3 separate regions of the Homo sapiens genome follow, and regions 2 and 3 are each linked to region 1. The links are chromatin contacts, found by Hi-C or POLR2A ChIA-PET in ENCODE. All regions are on one chromosome and are shown on one strand. The core of a region is the stretch at or near the end of the contact, and the rest is flanking DNA. Distances in the headings are between cores, read along the strand shown. Region 1 holds the start of IAH1 (isoamyl acetate hydrolyzing esterase 1 (putative)). Region 2 holds the start of MBOAT2 (membrane bound glycerophospholipid O-acyltransferase 2). Region 3 has its middle 44 kb from the start of TAF1B.

Evidence for each region. A loop is a pair of places that touch in the nucleus more often than their neighbours do. ChIA-PET counts read pairs that join two places held with the same protein, here RNA polymerase II (POLR2A). Pooled maps may share reads with other maps.
Region 2: a map of naive thymus-derived CD4-positive, alpha-beta T cell shows a loop between it and region 1 (7-fold over the local background). The contact joins the promoter of MBOAT2 here to the promoter of IAH1 in region 1. A Hi-C loop is called at or near these places in 1 of 168 maps with a recorded cell type or tissue (naive thymus-derived CD4-positive, alpha-beta T cell) and 7 of 50 pooled maps. POLR2A ChIA-PET finds 5 or more read pairs at or near these places in 1 of 52 experiments (WTC11).
Region 3: a pooled map shows a loop between it and region 1 (4-fold over the local background). The contact joins the enhancer-like site here to the promoter of IAH1 in region 1. A Hi-C loop is called at or near these places in 4 of 168 maps with a recorded cell type or tissue (CD4-positive, alpha-beta T cell, CD4-positive, alpha-beta memory T cell, mammary epithelial cell and 1 more) and 12 of 50 pooled maps. POLR2A ChIA-PET finds 5 or more read pairs at or near these places in 5 of 52 experiments (CD4-positive, alpha-beta memory T cell, H1, WTC11 and 2 more).

Annotation. Positions count from the first base shown.
Region 1 is chr2:9,472,779-9,476,427 of GRCh38, reverse strand. IAH1 (isoamyl acetate hydrolyzing esterase 1 (putative)) reads right to left here and starts at 1,877. Exons shown (of 6, transcript NM_001039613.3): 1 at 1,781-1,877; 2 at 389-441. The coding sequence starts at 1,861. CPSF3 (cleavage and polyadenylation specific factor 3) reads right to left here. Exons shown (of 18, transcript NM_016207.4): 18 at 3,327-3,512. The coding sequence ends at 3,411. RefSeq lists enhancers at 258-818, 1,299-2,066 and a silencer at 1,336-2,105.
Region 2 is chr2:9,001,654-9,005,302 of GRCh38, reverse strand. It overlaps MBOAT2 (membrane bound glycerophospholipid O-acyltransferase 2), which reads left to right and starts at 1,619. Exons shown (of 13, transcript NM_138799.4): 1 at 1,619-1,763. The coding sequence starts at 1,689. It overlaps LOC124907728 (a long non-coding RNA gene), which reads right to left and starts at 1,227. Exons shown (of 2, transcript XR_007086199.1): 1 at 1,175-1,227. RefSeq lists silencers at 1,246-1,705, 2,249-2,543 and an enhancer at 2,308-2,962.
Region 3 is chr2:9,797,672-9,801,320 of GRCh38, reverse strand. No RefSeq gene overlaps it. Among named protein-coding and RNA genes, the nearest start is that of TAF1B, 44 kb to the left of the region's middle. RefSeq lists a silencer at 207-501 and enhancers at 1-669, 670-1,505. Within about 2 kb of position 1,925, at least 13 of the 41 ENCODE cell types and tissues checked have a DNase peak (open chromatin) inside an H3K27ac peak, as active enhancers do.

The DNA.
Region 1 (3,649 bases), core at 628-3,127:
TGTGACAAGGTGAGTCTTAAGTCATGGCAGCACTTCAAAAAAAGGCAAAGTAGCTTCCTACCAGTGTGGTGTAGCAGTGAAACTGCAAGTTCTGCAGTCATAGCAGCTGGACTTGGATCTGTCTGCCCCTGACTAGGGAAGAGGCCTTGGCCATTTCCTTGATTTGTCTGAGTCTACCCAGCCATCAGTGCTCAACCCTAAAATATCTAATTGGTCAGACTGAGTGAAGAGTAAATGTTTTCTGTTCCTTCTCCTATATACTGATTAGGGGAGGCAAGCAAAATTAATAAAGGAGGAATGTTCTGTTCAGAACTATCCTTCATCCATAAGACGGATCCCTAAGACATTTTCCATCCATAAGAACTCAAGTATCGGAAACCATTCTCACCTGACCAGCCTGTCAGCCAGCGATGCTCCCCATCCACCCTGCTGGAAGGAAAACTGGAGGAAGAAAAGCCCATTATTACTACTAATGACTGTAACCGGGCATCTCAGCGAGGGCAGTTCTGATTGGCAACTTCTGTTTTCTCGGCGCTCCCTTCTTGGCTTTGATTGCTTCACTCCAGGAGGTCATTTTGGGGATTACAGGTAAGTACACCTGGCAGCACTTTAGCAGAGGGGGATTTTTCTCTATCAAAAGCTAAACAGCCTGTATTCCCAGCACTTTGGGAGGCCAAGGCGGGCGGATCACATGAGGTCTCGAGTTCGAGACCAGCCTGGTCAACATGGCGAAACCCCGTCTCTACTAAAATTACAAAAATTAGCCCGGTGTGGTGGCGCACGTCTATAATCCCAGCTACTCGGGAGGCTGAGGCAGGAGAAACGCTTGAATCCGGGAGGCGGAGCTTGCAGTGAGCCGAGATCGCGCTACTGCACTCCAGTCTGGGCGACAGAGCGAGACTCCGTCTCAAAAAAAGAAAAAAAGAAAAAAAAAAAAAAGCTAAACAGAAATCTAAGTTCAGGAAATAAAGTCAAAGGTCAGTGAGGAAATGAAGGCCACACCGCCTCACTGCTTTGCTGGTTACCGAGCTGAGGGTGAACACTTTTTCATACACATTCCCATGGAATTCGGCAGCTCTGACTGCCCCATATGCCTAAACATAATGTTACCAGTTACTGGCGTATACACAAAAGCCTGGTGAAGCAAGTCCTGTCTGAGAAGAGGACACACACAGGAATGGAATTTCTACTCCCTCCCCGAAGTAAGAACCTGCATTTAGAAGACCGTTCCCTTCATGGGAGGTGAGATGATCTTGGATGAACGGATGGTCCTTTTCTACCTAATTCCTGAAGGCGTTTTACTTCCAAGGTCAACCCCTAACGGCCCCACCTGTGCCCGCAGGGAATGGGGCGAGAGAGCTCCTGGCGCCTCTGCCCGGAGCTGGCCGCGGGGCCTCCTGGGACACAGCGCGCGGTCGCCCGCGGCCGCTAACCCGGACCCGGAGGGGAAAGGCCGCTGCCCAGGAGGGCGCTGAGGGGAAGACCGCGCATCTCGACCCGGGTGGGAGGCGGCGCGGGGCGGGCAGCGCGGCCGGGTCCCCTCGCGTCTGTGCCTGGAGCCCGGGCTCTCGCGGACGCCGTCGTGACCTCCGGGACGCCGCGGGCCCGGAAGGCGCAGCCACTGGGGGACCCGCCACTCCTCCGGTGTCTCCACGGGCGTGGCCAGGCCTCCGGCCCAGCCGTCTCGGGCGCCGAAGAGGACGGCGAGGAGCCTCGGCCTGCTCGGCAGCGACCCCGCAGGGAGGCCGGGGCGGGAGGCCGAGCGTCGGGGCGGCCGTACCTGGGTGATGGAGTCCCCGAAGAGCAACAAGCGAGGCCAGAGCAGGGCACTCCCGCAGCCCGCGGCCTCGCACAGCGCCATGGAGCAGCCGGGCGGGGCGGGGCGGGGCCGCCAGCCACGAGAGGCGCCTGCGCAGTGGCCGCCCGTGGGTTGCGGGAGCCGGGCTCGTGGGCACCCACGCAGTCACTTTGGTGACGCGCGAAGGTCGTTGCCCCTTGGAGTCCGTTTGCAAGAAGCTCGGCCTCCGCGCTTGCTCACCCACAGCAAGGCTGCCCCCAGGGAGTCCGGAGCCCGCGTCCCGCTGCGTGGTTCCCGGAAGAAAAGCGGTTGGGGGCCCTTCTAAGCCCACCCCGCGCTCCGCGGGCGCAGGTGCGTTCGGCAAAGGGCAGGAGTGTGACCTCAGGACGCGCGGCGGGAAGCACAGCTGGCTCTCGGTGGGGCGGAGGGCTGCTCCAGGCCCCCCTGGAAGAGGTCGTGGGATGCGCGCGCGGCCTCCTGCGCCCAGCGTCACTCTGGAGGGCCTGTAACACCCACGAGGACGCAGGCACTGCGGAAACCCTGGCAGTACCTCGTGGTTCTGCGAATGACAAGGGAAAGCAGCTGCACCTTCAGTGCGCGCGCAGCCGGCCGCTTTTCTTTTTCCCGCCGTGGGGTGGATGCGCAGATGCAGAACCCCGCGGACACGGAGCACTGACTAACTTCCAAGGGATTCACCTGTTAAAACGTGGTTGTAATGCAACGTTCTTACCTCAACTGTGCAATGAAGTTCGGCAGCCGAGCTAAAAACGAACGGGTGGGAAGGATGCCTTGAAATCACGGAGCTGTAGATGAGTAACAGAAGGGCCAGGGGCGCCGGCGCAGAGGCCGACCCCGCTCCCTGGGGCGGGGCGATGGGCGTAGAGCATGACTTTCTTTAGGTTGCTCGTCCCAAGCTCGCTTGGATCACCTGGGGGAGCTTTACAACTAAGATCCAACCTAGGGCCCTCATTCCAGCCGGACTAACTCACCTCCTGGTGGCAGGACTTGGGCACAGGTGCACTTGTGATGCACCCCACGTGATTCCCACGGGTAGCCCAGATTGAGAGCCCCTGCTAGAGCAAGCAAAGGTGCCTGGACTTCATCTTTATCACAAGGACTTCATTAAGGCCTTCAAGCAGCAGAGGCTTGAGGCCAGGTCTGTTCCAGGAATCAGCTATAGGGGAGGAGATGGAGGTGGTTGCAGGAATTCAGAGGGGAGAGTAGACTTGGACTCGAACAGCAGCAGTGGAGATGAAGACAGAAAAGATTCAAGTGCAACTTAGAATCCTTATTATTAACTCAAATTGGTTACCCCAGAGGAGAGGGTAACCAGCAGCGGTTGCTATCGGCAGATCTTGATGGTTTCAATGGGAGCTGCACATACATGCCTGGAAGAAGAATCCAAAATTCTAAAATAATGGGCAGTTGATCTAGTAGTTAGTTCTAGAATAATGGACAAATTAATTAGCAATTTAGCAGTATTCAGGCTGTTGAAATAAAGGCCATTTGACATTAAAAGTAAACAGGCTCCCCCAGAGAAACGAATGCATTTTATTTTAGGTAACAAAAGTAGAGTCAAGTATTTTTTCAAAGTTCATATACAGGCACAGTCTCAGTGAACTGGCGTCAGGGCCTCGTACAGTCTCTGTGCAGCCAGCTCCACCATTTCTCGGAGGGATTCATCGTCTTCACTTCCCTCTTCACATTCTACAGTCTGAAAGTGAGGCACAAACAAGACTGTTAGAATTAAGTCTATAATGATTATATAGAAGATAAATGAATACTCTTTAAAAAAACCATCATCTCATAAAAAATTAGCCAGCTGTGGTGGCGTGTGCCTGTGGTCCCAGA
Region 2 (3,649 bases), core at 370-2,869, 470 kb after region 1:
TATCCTCTATTCCATTTCAGCTGAGAATCCACCAAACTAGGATTGAGTCGACCAGTGAAAGGATTCTAGGCAAGACGGGATTGCACTGATGAGTTCCACTGCCTCCTTTTCAGAGAGACAAACGTAAGCCCACAGACTGATTACTAAGGCAGGTGTATTTTTATCTGTGCTGCCTTCTTATTCAAGACTCTAAGCTAGTCATCAACCCAATGGTATAACTGATAGCTGACGGGAGTTTCTGGAATGGGTGTTAAGTGTGAGAGAGATGAAGGCCTAGTGATAAGGTCGGCTCTAAATGTAGATTTACTTGGATTCCAATCTACTTACCAGCTGTGTGCCCCTGGGCAAGTTACCTCTTCTGTGACTCAACTTCCTTGAAGGAGGGTGTGTAAAAGTGTCTATTTCACACGGTTATTGTGAGGATTAAATACCAAAAGTATTAAAGCTGTGGTTAAACTCTCAGTAAACATTAGTTATTTCTACCAAAGTTAAACTGCCAAATCCTTGAGTCTTGATTTGTCCTCATAACTGCTGTGGCATTTCTCCTCTTTTAAAGTCTTCTGAACAGAAGTTGACGTTTGCATTTTAAAGGAACTCAAATGGCTTACTTTTACGAAGTTGGGGGGATTATATATACACGTGACCCGCCAGGGTATGTAAACCTGGCGGACTTCAACAGTCTGGGGGTGCCTGCGCTCAAGGGGTGAAGGGATGCTTAGAAACTTTCTCAGGAAGAAGGTGGGGCCTTCAACGAGGGCGGCTGGCTACAAAGAACTAAACTTTCACACAGCAAAGGGGAGCCGGTCTCCCTGCGCCCGCGGGCGTCGAACCCAGGCCCAGCTCTCACCACCCAAAGGCCCGGGTGCGGCTGCAGGGTGACGAAAGCGTCAGACCCCGGGGCTGCTCTCAGCTTTGGGCTTTCACCCGGCACTCTCCCAGACAAAGGGGCTTCTCAGCCAGGTCGCTGTTTTGGTTTGTCGTCCTCCCAGCCCCCACCTTCGTCCCCAACTTCCCCTGGCGCTGGCTCGGCGGCGTCCCTCACATCGTCCCTCCGGCCGCCACCCCGGGCCCCTTTGTTGTCTGCCGTCTCTCCCAGAGAGGGGTGGGGGGCCGCGACATTCCAGGGAGGAGAAACCGAGGAGTGAGGGGCAAAGACGCTCTTCCATGCTCTCACCCGAGGAGCGCGCCCCACGACGCTGGCCAGCCGTTCTCCGGCGACGGCCCGGGCCGCGCCTCGGCGCCCTCGCCCGGGTCCTCGGCACGGGGGAGGGGCGTGGCGCGGCCGGCGCTCTCTGATTGGCTGCGGGCGTCAGGGCGTCGCGCCGCGATTGGGTCGCGCAGCTGTCTGGAGCGAGAGCGCGCGAGGTGGGGAGGGGGCCGCTGGAAGCTGCTGGAAGTCGGGGGCGGGGGATGCGGCTGGGGCGCCGGGGCGGGGACGACGGGGGCGACGGCAGGACGGGCCGCGCCTGTGCAGGGCGGTCGGGGGCGGCGGGCGCGGGAGGAGGTGGCGGCGGAGGGGGAGGTGCGAGCCGGGCACCGCCCCCGGCCCCTCCCCGGCCTTCCCCGCGCAGAGCTCCGACCGCGGGCGGCCCAGGGGCGGGCGCGCCGCTGCATCCCCATCCTCGTCGTCGCCCGGCACAGCGCGAGCGGGCGAGCGGCGCGGGCGGCCGGAGCGCCGAGGCCCGGCCATGGCCACCACCAGCACCACGGGCTCCACCCTGCTGCAGCCCCTCAGCAACGCCGTGCAGCTGCCCATCGACCAGGTACCCCGAGGCGCCCTGGCGCCGGGCGTCGCGCCCTCGCCGCCCCTCCCCGCCGCGGTGCCACCCGACCGGGGGCCCGGGAGGAGGGTGGGGGCTGGGGCCGGGCGCCCGGTGCCCCCCTACCCGCCGCTCCCTGGAAGGGAGGGGGCAACAAGCCGGTTATTGTCCCAGAGCCCCCTCCCTCCTGGGTGCGCCCCCAGCCCGCCATCCCCGGGCCGAGCGGGAGGTGGGCCGGGCGTTGTTGCCGGCGACAGCCCCCGGGGAGGGTGGTCGTATGGGCGTGCGGGTGTGCATGCGGTCCCTGCCCTTCGCGGCAGCGGCGCTCGGATCCGGTGGTCGGGTCCCGGAGCAGCCCCCGGTGCGCATGGACCGGGTTGTGGAAAGGGTGCGGAAGGCTGCGCTTTGGGGAGCCTGGCGTGGTGCTGCCTGCCCCGCGCGCGCCTCTGAGCGACCCCCGGAGAGGCTGATGCATGGGTCTGGGTGTGCTGGGTGCCTTAGAGACGGCGTCGATGGGTGCTAGGGGCCCGGAGAGGCTTAAGCGCTACTGCACTTTGGGGACAGTTTGCGTTGGATTGTGGCTTAAGAGAGACAGAGGCAACAGTTTGTGGGAAGGCAGACAGGTTATGAAGAAAAGTCGGAGTTAATCCCAGGATTCTTGCTGACAAAGTGGCAACCTTGTAGATTGATGCAGCCACTTTACCTCCTTGCCCAGCCCTCAGAAAAGCTCTTGACAGTGTCTAGGGAAGGGTGGTATTTAAATGAGGCCAATCGAGTTTGATGGTTTAAAGGGCCTAACGATTACTGAGAAATAAACAGCATTGTGATGGGAAAAGCAGCGCCATTTTTACTGAGAAAAGAAAGTTTGGAAGTATTTTGTTGTGACAGTGAGATTTAGGGAAGTTGTTAATGAGGCGGGGGCTGGGGGGCGGGGGTGTATAGTTAGGTGATTGCTCTAGCCCCAGGCTAAAGGTAGTTAACTTTGGAAATTTTGCTTACAGTTATTTCAAGTGTACTTAACCTGGAAGTGTTTGGACTTCACACGGGATACTGGTTCACTGTCTTGAACTTGAAGGTGCTGCTGTCATTTAGTCTTCAGGGATTTCACTTCAATACGGGATTCCTTCTTGTCCAGACGGCTTTCCATAGCAGCAAGCTGGAAACCTGACATTAGGATACTAGCTGCTTTGTGCTTTACTGTTTTAAATAAAATCGCCTTAAGTATGTCGAAGGAGTGTTAAACAATTGTGGCTTCTGTTGAAATTCCACATCGCGGTCATAACTTCTGGTTAATAGTAAAGTACCTATCCCCCACCTGTCTTGAACAAGAGTTCTAATGGGTGTCTTGCTAATAAAGTATGGTAGTGAAATTAATCGTGTATTCGAAGAAAATATTCTTCTCTCTTTATTAATAAATTGACCAGAATTTAGGGTTTTTCATCCTCCCGGCCCCGCGGAGGATTCTTGCTGACATTTCCACACTGGTGTGCAGTGTATGACCTTTTAGCATATCACACTCCTGCCTTAAATAGGCTACTTCCAGTATATCAGCAAATGCAGGGTGGGTGTCTGTTGAAAAGTTCTTTGCTGATGAGGAGCAAGGGAGATAGGTTTATATATTTACATTTCTTTCAGAGAGATGGGCACATGTTCACGTTCCCTTTTTCTCTCCCCCATCTTTCTTTCCCTCCCGCTCCATGTCTGCCATAGCCCTACCCGTCCCTGCTATGCTGAAATATTTTCTTGACTATGCTAATAATACCTATTCATTTATATAATGCTTATAACTTTTTAAAGTGATTTGCTATTAATGAACGCATTTAAGCATCCAGAGAAAGTTCTTTTCAGTACTGAAGTAAGCAGGAGAATCAAGGGAAAGTGACAGGACT
Region 3 (3,649 bases), core at 676-3,175, 320 kb before region 1:
TCTGGGCAAGTCCCTGCAGGTGGGATCTAGTGACAGGAGAGACGGGCCTGGCTGTCAGCCGTGAGCTCTGCTGGGGACTGAGCACCCACTCGGATGACACATCCCCATTTCCTGGGCCCGCCCAGAAACCCTTCCCCTGGAGACAATGCGCTGTGAGTGGGCGTGGGAGCTGAGGAGCCCCTGGACCCAGCACTGCTGTCCGACTGCAGGCTGCCGCTTTGCCCTCATTCCCTGGGGCCTGGACCGGCTCGGCTCGTGGGGCCCCCTGCCTCTGATTCTTCAGTCAGTGACTTCTCTGAAGTGCCGGTCCAGCTGACCTGGGACCCTCTGTGGGATCTCTGCTCAAAGCACAGGCCTCCTGCTCAAAAGCCCCCTCCTCGGAGAGGCCTTCCCTGGCTCCTCAGAGCACTCCGGCCCCTCCACCCCCACCAGCTGCACCGTCCCTTGGGATGTTCACAGCACAGACACAGGCACAGTCCCGGAGGGGGTGGCTACGTTGTGTTTGTTTGATGAGGAATAAATAAATGATGTTGGGTAAACCCTCCCAGTTAGTAGACTCCTCCTCTCACCCCCTGAAAGCTTAGACTAAGGGTCTCTTAGGCTTCTGCCAGTGAGGAGTCCAAAAGGGACAAGAGGCTTCAAAAAGAGGACAAGCCCCCAGTGGACTCCACTCAAGCTGGGCTCCGAGAGGCTTAGGAGGCTTCCAGGTTCCACTGGCAGTGGGTATGAAAATCCCTTTGCTACAAGTATTCTGAAGCCATGCCTGAATTTCTCCCATTCATTCACTCATTCATTCACTCTTCATTCATTCATTCATTCATTCATTCATTCATTCATTCATGCCTGCCTGCTCATCTATGCTTGAGTGGAACAGGCCCAGCTGATGTCCTGTGTGTACCCGGCACAGCTGCCACAGCTCCCAGCCCATCCACTCTGCCAGCCCACCTGGCCCCACAGGGCCAGGCCTGCAGGTGTCCTCTCCCAGGCAGGGGGCAGAGGAGGCAGCTCACTTCAAAGGGCCCCTGGCTTTGCCTGGGTCACAGTCTGGAGCTCCCCACTAAGAGCCGAGAAGCGTGGCCCTACAGAGGGTCCCAAAGCCTGAGGAAGGGAAGATAGGGAACTGCCCAGAATTGGGTAGCACTACTTCCCCATTTTACAGACGAGGAAACTACAACTTAGAGAGAAGAGGTTTCTGGCCCAAAGTCACACAAAGTCAAAATTGGACCCTGGTCAACATGGAAGGGGAGGGAGTGGAAAAGAGATGGCAGGGGAATGGAAGGGAAGGAAGAGAAAAGAAGTCTCTGGAATCGGCATGGGAAATGAAGAGACTCCCCCAAGGCCCTGTCCTCATTTACCCTCTGCGCCTGGCCCTTCCCTGCCCTGCCGGCTGGATGTCCAGGGACCCACCCAGCCCGACCTGCTCTCTGCCGCGCTGCTCACACTCGGCTGCTGTGCGCTCCTGCCCTCTGGTGGCAAGATCTGGAAGCGCGTTGTCACTGCATCCCAGCACCTCTAGAGGGGAAACTAGGAGCAAGTCAGTTCACCACCCACTGTGTGCAAGACACTGAGCTGGAGACCTAGGGAGGAGGGAACACAGCCCCGTTTCTGAGAGTGCAAAGTTTAGGGGACAAGACAGACAGGCAAACAGACCACGGCAACACAATGAGATAGGGACTTGGCTGGGGGAAGCTCAGGTTGTTTTAAACCTAAAACAAGCAGCCCCCAAATCTATGAGGAAGAGCCTGCCTAGCAGAAGGTCCCACCATGCCCAGGAACATTTGGGCAGCACCTGCTCTGAGGGCTCTGGGCTGCCTGGCTGGGGTGGGACAGACCCAGAGTCCTTTCTGATCTGTCTGCAGCGAGAGCCCTGGAGCCAGAGGGGACCCGAGGAGGTTTGCAGGCTGTGGTCTGGGCAGGAAGGAAGGGCTGAGGTCCCCACCCTTCTTCTCCCTTTCTTAACCTAGTGCAGACCCAGCTGAAGCCAGCCTCACAGGGTTAACAAGAACTGCGGACAGTCATATAGCTATAATTAAGCATTCATCAGGCTGTACTTTGACCCACTTCCTTGTAACCAAAAGTCACGTAGCCCTAGGTACGGACAGTTCACATCCCCATGGTTCCTATTGATAGGATCTCTGACCTTAGAATCATAGGAATTTTGTTTAAGAATTGCTTAAGCAGATCCTGAATTCCATCAGAACAGCTGATGCCAACCAGCTCGAAGACCCCCACAGAGGAACGGAATCCGCGTGACAGTGAGGTTTCTTCATCTCCTTGTCCCGTGACTGCACTCTTCGACCAATCAAGGACCTCCACACTTTGACCCACTTCAAAACCCTTAAAAATTCGAGCCCCGAACTCCCTGGGGAGATGATGGATTGGGGGTTTCCTCCCATCTCCTCACTTGGTGGCCCTGCATTGATTAGACCTCTCTCTCTGCTGCAATGCGGCATCTTGCATATTGACTTCCTGCACGGGTCAGGCCATGAACCTATTACGGTTCCAGAGCTTCAGGCTGGAGAGGCAGAGTGACAAGAGGGTTCAGTAGAAGGCTGGGAGCCAGACTGCCTGGGGTCTTAACAGCAATTGCGTCCTCTGGGCTTCAGTTTTCTCTTGTGTGAAAAGGTAATAAGAACAGTGCCCACCTCTGAGGGTCGCCCTGAGGGTTAAACACACTGATACAGAGAAAGTGGGCAGAATGGTGTTTGGCCCATGGTCAGGGCTGATCATATCTGCTCTTGCCAATAATGCCAACTCACCAGCATCCAGCCCTCCTTTCTTTGGAAGAGTTTCCCATCTCACTCTCATGGCAGATAGTACCACCCAGAGTAGGTGCAGAGGCCCAGAGAGAGGAGGTGTCTCACGTGAGGTCACTGGGCGAGCAGCAACTGTGTTGAGCCTGGCACCCAGGCCTCTGGGCCTAGAGGTTGCAGCCTGGATTCCCAGCCCCCTTGTGTACCTTCTGGGCATCCCTGACTTCCGAGTCCCTGAACTGCCCTCCTCAGTGAGGAGTCTACTTTGCTACTTATTAACAGACTCTCTCACAGGACTGCTGGGCAGGTGCAGCCAGTTTCAGAGTCGCAGCATCCATAGCATTTGCTGAAGCATTGGCTACAGGCAACACCTGTATTGCATTTGTCTTCCTGGAAGATAATGAGCTCTAAAGCTTCACTGTGAAAAGTGTGGTCCCTGAGCCAGCAGCATTGGCCTCACCTGGGAGCTGGTTAGAACTGCACAATCATAGGCCCCTCCCAGACCTACAGAACTGGAATCTGCAGTTTAATGAGAGCCCCAGGCAGTATGTGTGCACCTTACCGATTGCCAGGGAAGGGTGTCTTAAGCAAATGGACTAAAGTGGGAGAATGAACTGTAGATGTGTCCACCGAGCCTGCCCTGGGCAGCACATGTGCCGGCACCCGTGCCAGGGTCTGGGAATTCTTGGGGGAGTCGGCCGAGGTCAGCGCCTTCAGGGAGTCCCCAGCTCCTGCTGTTAGCAGGTCTTCACGCGACCGCACATGCTGGCCAGACAGTGCTGGGAGGGAAGGAATAAAGGCCACGGGGGCCTGTCTGCTCGGAAGAGTCAGAATCTGGGCTGAAACTTGAGGGAAGAACCGGATAGGCCAGGCAGACGTGGGGGAGGGCCTTCCAG